Linked DNA regions of Homo sapiens: region 2 is linked to region 1. The links are chromatin contacts, found by Hi-C or POLR2A ChIA-PET in ENCODE. All regions are on one chromosome and are shown on one strand. Each heading gives the region's core, a stretch centred on a gene start or an enhancer-like site at or near the end of the contact. The rest is flanking DNA. Distances are from core to core; before and after follow the strand shown. Region 1 holds the start of TM2D1 (TM2 domain containing 1). Region 2 has its middle 120 kb from the start of TM2D1.

Region 1 (3,938 bases), core at 1-2,500:
GAGGCTGCTAGTTTGTCCAAGTCAATAAGCATATGTACAAATATACTTTTAGTATTGCTAAGTAATACTTGAGGCAGGAGGATCACTGGAGCCCAGGAGTTTGGGAAGAACAGCCTGGGCAACATAACGAGAAGTCTGTCTCTACAAATAATATAATAATACATAAACATTACAATAAACCTTTAAATTTGCCCCATAATTATCCACGTTTTTACTCATGAGAAAACAGAGTTCAAATAGGTCACCCAAGGTTGCAAAGTGCAACAGAAATTTATCCACTGAGTCCCCACGCGGTGGTTCATGGTGAGGGGGATGCGGATCGCTTGAGACCAGGAGTTCAAGACCAGCCTGGCCAACATGGCGTAAACCCCGTCTCTACTAAAAATACAAAAATTACCCGGGTGTGGTGGCGCATGCCTGTAGTCCCAGCTACTCAGGAGGCTGAGGCAGGAGAATTGACTGAACCCGGGAGGCGGAGGCTGCAGTGAGCTGAGATCGTGCCACTGTACTCCAGCCAGGGCGACAGAGTAAGACCCTGTCTCAAAAAAAGAAAACAGAAAGAAATTTGTCTGGCAGTCTACCATCTCATGAAGTTTGAAGATGACATGAGGTAATATGCATAATATACATAAAGTTAATGATAAATGGGCAACACATTGGCTAGATCGTTATTACTTGTCTTCCCCCTAGGAAGAGTTGGCAAACATTTCCAGGGTAAGAGACTATCCATCTTTGTATTACTAGTGTCTAGAACGGGGCCTGGCATACTTCAGGATCTACATGTTTTACTGAACAAGTAAGCACACTGATAAAAAAGAAAAAAAAAGTGGATCAGAAGAGGAAGCGCCAATGACTAGTAAAATCATAAGGAAATCACAAAGGGTGGCCTCTGGCCCTCCCATCTCCACAACTCTGTTCACCTTCAGGGATCCTTCAGTCATTAGAAGCCACAGATCAGATTATCGTTTTCACTCAGTACAGCCCTAGCCAGTCCTGACGGCAGCGACCCACCTGCGACCCCAACTCTACCTCGCCTCCATGGGGGGGTGTTCTCCACAGAGGATATTGTCCCACTTTGAGGTCCTCGCACTTAAGCGACTCCTCGCCCCCGGCGGAGGTGGCAACAGCCCCCCAGGGTCCTGTAGTGACTGAGACGAACCACAGGACACCAACGAGTCTGGCCGTCACGGCCTCCGGAGCAGACGGACCAGACGGCCAGGCGGCCGCCATCTTGGAGACCGACACTTTCTCGCCACTTCCGCTTCCGCCTCCGCCCAGGAGCGGGAGGGAGAAGGGCAACAGGGCGAGGTTCTTAAAGGGACCTCGCATAGGATAGAGGCCAGTTCCGTCTCTTCGCGTGTTCTTCTGCCCGTGAGCCCGTGGAATCACATTGGGAGACCCTTTTAAAATATGCATGTACCCAGTCCCTCGAGGCGAATTTTCCCCCACGAACCCTTGGAAGGAGCTAAGGTTAATCTTTGAGTGCTGGAGGAAGGAAACGAGTGGTTTAGGCAATCAGGTGCTTCACCCGCTTCTCATTCCCGCGCCCTTAGCTGAGGCTTCTCGGTCCTCTGAAAGTGCCAGCGGCGTCAGAGGTTGGAATCAATGCTTTCCTGACATCATCGCAGTTAGCCCTGATAGGTTTTGGGTTTACAGATAAGGAACAAGGCTCAAAGACGCTGAAACACACTGACCTTAATCACTAAGTGACTCAGTCGGAATGAAATTGATGTTTGCCAGATTTCAGATCTATGCTCTTACTAATTGACATAATGTCCTCCTGTAACTTTAGAGAAGGATTTTGGAAGGCTGCCACGAACAGAACTTAAAAACTGTGAGAGACATTACGCCTTTTAAAAAAAAAAAGTGACAATTTAGGTGGGGGATAATTTGGGGGGTGGAAACTGTAACAAGAGGAAACCAAATAGTTTATGATTAAGTGAAAAGTTGAAGATTTTTTTTCCTCCATCTGTTGTTTTTAAATTTCTATATGTTCTAAAAGTTCTGTGGTGGGGAACTTTAACAGTGAGGAAAAAATGTTTTCGTAAAGTTAAGTTTAATCTTTTTTTTGTCTAACAATATAAAAATTTGAACTTGAGTGGTGCTTCTTCATCCATACTTTAGCACTAACTTTGGTGGTTCTCAAACTTTGAATAGCATCTGAATCACCTGTAGTAGTTATTAAAACAGAATGATAGAACCGGCACTCAGAGTTTCTGATACAAAAGATGTAGGGAGGGACTGGATAATTTCCATTTCTAGGAGATCCCAAGGGATGTGGGTGTTGCTAGTCCAGGGACCCCCACTTTGAGAACACTGGTATAATGTTTTACGAGAAGTAAATTTTTTTTTTTAAGATGGAATCTCTCTCTGCCACCCAGGCTGGAGTACAGTGGCAGAATCTCAGCTCACTGCAACCTCTGCCTTCTGGTTCAAGTGATTCGCCTGCCTCAACCTCCTGAGTAGCTGGGACTGCACGCGTGCGCCACCACGCTCAGCTAATTTTTGTATTTTTAGTAAAGACAGGGTTTCACCATTTTGGCCAGGCTGGTCTCGAACTCCTGGCCTAAGTGATCTGCCCGCCTCTGCCTCCTAAAGTGCTGGGATTTCAGGTGTGAGGCCACACTGTGCCTGGCCTCATTTTGGAATATATATTCTGGAAGACATACAACTATTTGAAGTAATATTTAAACATAAACTACGTTTTTAAATTTTCTTTTTTTGAGGTGGAGTTTCACTGTTGTTGCCCAGGCTGGACTGCAATGGCATGATCTCGGCTCACTGCAACCTCCGCCTCCCAGGTTCAAGCTATTCTCCTGTCTCAGCATCCGGAAAGGCTGGGATTACGGCGCCCACTACCAGCCCAGCTAATTTTTGTATTTTTAGTAGAGACGAGGTTTCACCATGTTGAGCAGGCTGGTCTCGAACTCATGACTTAAGGTGATCCACCCGCCTCTGCCTCCCAAAGTGCTGGGATTACAGGCGCGAGCCACGGCGCCTGGCCCTAAAATTTTCATAATAAAACAACTTTGTAGCATTACTATGCTTTATTCATTCATTCATTTAGAGACAGAAATGGAGTTGAGACGGGAGTTTTGCTCTTGTTGCCCAGGCTGGAGTGCAATGGCACGATTCTCGCTTACTGCAAACTCCACTTCCCAGGTTCAAGCTATTCTCCTACCTCAGCCTCCTGAGTAGCTGGAATTACAGCCATGAGTCACCACGCCTGGCTAATTTTGTATTTTTAGTAGAGACGGGGTTTCTCCATGTTGATCAGGCTAGTCTCCAACTTCCGACCTCAGGTGATCCACCCGTCTGAGCCTCCCAAAGGTCTGGGATTACAGGCATGAACCACCACGCCCCGCTGCTATTTTTTGAGATGGAGTCTCGCTCTGTCATCCAGGCTGGAGTGCAGTGGCACGATCTTGGCTCACTGCAACCTCTGCCTCCCGGGGTCAAGCAATTCTCCTGCCTCAGCCTCCTGAGTAGCTGGGATTACAGGCGCACGCCACCACGCGCAGCTAATTTTTGTATTTTTTAGTAGAGACAGGATTTCACCATGTTGGTCAGGCTAGTCTCGAACTCCTGACCTCGTGATCCGCCCGCCTTGGCTTCCCAAAGTGCTGGAATACAGGCGTGAGCCACCGCGCCCCGCCGCTATTTTTAATTTAAGACATTTATACATAATATTTATGCTTTAAATCAGGTTTAAATGATTTAAGTGAAAAATTTAGTAGTTCAGTTATAAACTTCCTATTCTAAATGGACTTCTTCCTTCTCTCTTTTTTCTTCCTTCGTTTTTCCTTTCTTTCCTTTTTTTCCGTCCTCCCTCTCCCTCCAAAAAGGAAAAAAAAATTGTTTTTAATTGAGCATTTACTATGTACTCAGCATGAAGCTAGACCCTAGACTCAAAAATTTAGACAAAAACCCTGCAGGTA
Region 2 (3,411 bases), core at 137-2,636, 120 kb before region 1:
GATTCAAATCCTGACTTCTTGACTTGTTCACTTTCTAACCTATAGTATTACTTTGCTTTTCTGACTTCAGAGAATAATAATAATAGTACATAAGACACTGAGTCATTATGAGATAATACATAGAGTACCGAATACACAAAAAGGACTCCATTGATATTTGTAGTTCATGTTCTTGTTATATTATTATTATTATTATTATTATTAGTAGTAGTAGTAGTAGTAGTAGTAGTATTTTTCCCTCTCTTCTGGAACTTTCCACATTCTACTTTTTTCTAGTTGTTCATGTTATTTTCTTATTCTGTCATTTGGTTACAGAGGTCACAACTCTTTTAGCACTGAACCCAGGTGATATATGGTTAATACTCAATAAATAATTGCTGAATAAATAAATAAAAGTATTTCTACCTCTTTTTGGAACTGAGTAGAGAACAAGTTAACAATAAACAAAGTCTCCCGAAAGCTTCCCATGACACTTGGAATAAAATATAAATGCCTTGTCATGCTAAACGGGAGCCTACAGGCTTTGGTCTCTGCTTACCTTTCTAATCTCAAACACCACCACTTCCCCTTCCACACTGGCATCAGCCACTGGCTTTGCCTGTCTAGGGAATGCCTTTCCTCTAGAACTATGTATGGCTCACTCCTTCCAGTCTTTCTGCTCAGGTATCTTCTCCTCCAAGAAGTCTTCTCTAATCACCTTACCTATTCATTTTCTATATCCTTATCTTAATATAGTGCCTTATTTTTCCTTAAAGTGTTATTGCTGTTGGAAATTAAATTATAGATTTTTGAATTTACAAGTTGATTGTATATCTCCCCCACTTATAACATACAAATTGCTGAGGGCAAGAGACTTGTCTGTCCTTGTTCAGCCCTGAGTCATCATGCCATTGAATGAATCAGACAAATGAAGAATCTATTTTTATTTTCCTGAGAAAATATAGGTGTAAGAACTATCCAAATAGTTTCCAAAGTACAGTAGCCTCTAAAATATAAGAACGTTCCCTAAAATTTCTTGCTTGCGGCAGGCACTTCTGAATTTAATTTCAGAATGACAGGAAAGGGAAAAATAAATTATTCTAGTCACATGGAAAATGAAGAAAAAACCAAAAGGAGGTCTCCCAACCCCCAAATTTTAATAGATTTCCTAAACAGTTTTGCTTTCTCACCATGAGTCTAACCTTTTTGTAACACTTCCTTTGCGATTAATAAGTAGCTGGTTACTCTTGTTCTCCAAGCCAGGAAACATGGATTTTCTTTAGTTTTCACATGATCTGGCCCAAAGCATCGAGCAGGAAACTTGGATGTTTCACTTGGCATATTTCACTGACTGAGAACCAAAGAACTGCAAACAAGAGAGATGTCTCCATTTGCCTAGGACGTCTTCGTGGTAGAGGAAAGGCGAGAATCATGTATACCAAGATACTGTCCAGGAAATAACAACTGTGATTAACTCCCACTGGAATGGAAGAAAGGAGGGGAACTGGTAGATTTTCTTCTACTTCTAAAAATGTGAGCCATCAGAGCCTGGGTGTGCCATGTACAAGTTGTTGCATGGTGTGGGGCTTTGCTGTGGTTGTTTGGAGCGTTTTGTCCCGGAAGTCTCTCCAAAGAGCCTTGCCGGCTGTTCCTGGCAACGTCGGGCCTGGCTTACTCAGATTAGTGTTTTAGGAGAGGTGCTTTGGGGTAACAGAACTGGCTTCATTTCCACCATGACCACATCGGCCCTGTTTTCTGCTGTGCAAAAACAAAATTCTAAAAAATGTTACCATACCAAATTGTAGGCTGCTTTTGTTTTATAAACAATTTTTTTAGTCTGTGGAAACTGTAATAAAGACTAATGACATATCCAGTTGTTTTCCAGAGCGCCAACTCAACTTGGGGGACTTTTTCTCTCAGCATGAGGTCCTGTCTTTCTTTCCTAGCAGATATTCCTGAAATTCATCTCCATGCGGTCAAGTACGTAGCAGTGGGGTGAAGTACTTGGCACCCCACCGTGGAACCATGAGCTTCTTTCTGCCTCTGAAAGAGGAGGTTTTGGAACCACCAATAGAGCACCAGTGGGCACCAGCTAGAGTCAAGGAAGTGTTCTTGGAGCGGATCTCAGTTCTGCCAGGCAAGGAAGAGGCTCCCTTGTAAAGGGTGTGATGCATTTGGGGCTCACATAGCCCACGGGCAGTGAGAATATTTCACGAAGGCTTTGTTATTCCCAGATGCCTAGACAATTCCCTGAAGTTCATTGCTTTCAAATGCCTCGCTGCTCTGAGTACGATTTCATATGAGGGAAGCAAGATGAAAGCTTACAACAGGATGTCACTGATTTTTCAAACACAAAGCAGGCCAAGGTGATAATACTAATGGAACAAATGTGCTCTAGGAGAAAATCTAGTAGATTCTTATCATTTACACACATGAAAAATCACAAAATCGAGGTGAGCGCCAGAAGCCTTTCCCTTGTAACCAAGAAAACTTGGGCTAGCTGCTCTAATCGCCTGAGGACAGATCCCATTTACAACTGATTCCATCTACAGCTGAGGGAATCCGTGCAGTGTTTTCACTCCCAGATTGCATGAAGCCATGGTTAAGAATCAGACTGCCATCCCATGATTGTGCCTTAAATTTCACGTCTATAAAAACAGAAAAATAATAAACTTATCTAAAAGTGTTGTTATAAAAATTAAATAAACTAATCTACAAATGTGCTTGGCATAGAGTCTAGTATATAGTGAGTGCTCGATAAATATTACTTACAAAATAAAATTATTATTACAGTTATAATTTATGGCATTATTATTATAATTTTCACTGTCTTTTGAATTGAGATTGTCTTGTAGCCTGTATATTAAGAGGTAAAATACAAAATCACTGTTCTTCAAGGCAAATTTATTGGAAAAATACTACAGGTGATGCTACAGATTTCTTTAAGTATATTCTTAACATTCTCTTCTACTAATAGTCTATAAGTCCCCTTTTAATATCTTCTTTACTATTCTTTCTTCAGTGCCTGATGCATGAGACTCCTCAAAAAAAATTGCTAATTTTTTTTAGCAAATAAGTGTTCTTTATTCATACAGAAAAAATTCATTCATACTTTCAACCTAAGAAAGCTGATTGAAAACAACAGTAATAACTACTGCCTGAGTAACCTCTACTGTTCTTCCATCTAACACTTTTTCAGCAAAGAAATTTCCCTGGTGAGTATAAAAGTTCTAAGATTGATGTCATTGTGAGCAAGTGAGCTCTCCATCCTTGCATTTCACTCTTCCTGGTGGTCTCTGTTAAAGAGATCTCGCTCTTAAGAACAGAACCTACAAGACTGGCTAGAACATCTCCTTAGATACATCATTTGAAACACTGACTCATTATTTTAATAGCATCTTTCTTAAATTAGGGTCAGAATTCTTTTCCCAG

What was found. Hi-C counts contacts between places; a loop is a spot of excess contacts on that map. ChIA-PET counts read pairs that join two places held with the same protein, here RNA polymerase II (POLR2A). Pooled maps may share reads with other maps.
Region 2: a map of ascending aorta shows a loop between it and region 1 (1.9-fold over the local background). The contact joins the enhancer-like site here to the promoter of TM2D1 in region 1. A Hi-C loop is called at or near these places in 1 of 168 maps with a recorded cell type or tissue (ascending aorta) and 2 of 50 pooled maps. POLR2A ChIA-PET finds 5 or more read pairs at or near these places in 2 of 52 experiments (HepG2 and activated T-cell).

What each region holds. Positions count from the first base shown.
Region 1 is chr1:61,723,891-61,727,828 of GRCh38, forward strand. It overlaps TM2D1 (TM2 domain containing 1), which reads right to left and starts at 1,251. Exons shown (of 7, transcript NM_032027.3): 1 at 1,067-1,251. The coding sequence starts at 1,230. RefSeq lists enhancers at 553-1,240, 697-1,896, 933-1,592, 1,241-1,926.
Region 2 is chr1:61,605,210-61,608,620 of GRCh38, forward strand. No RefSeq gene overlaps it. Among named protein-coding and RNA genes, the nearest start is that of TM2D1, 120 kb to the right of the region's middle. RefSeq lists an enhancer at 932-2,131. Within about 2 kb of position 1,387, at least 15 of the 41 ENCODE cell types and tissues checked have a DNase peak (open chromatin) inside an H3K27ac peak, as active enhancers do; they include ascending aorta, where a contact is called at or near this core.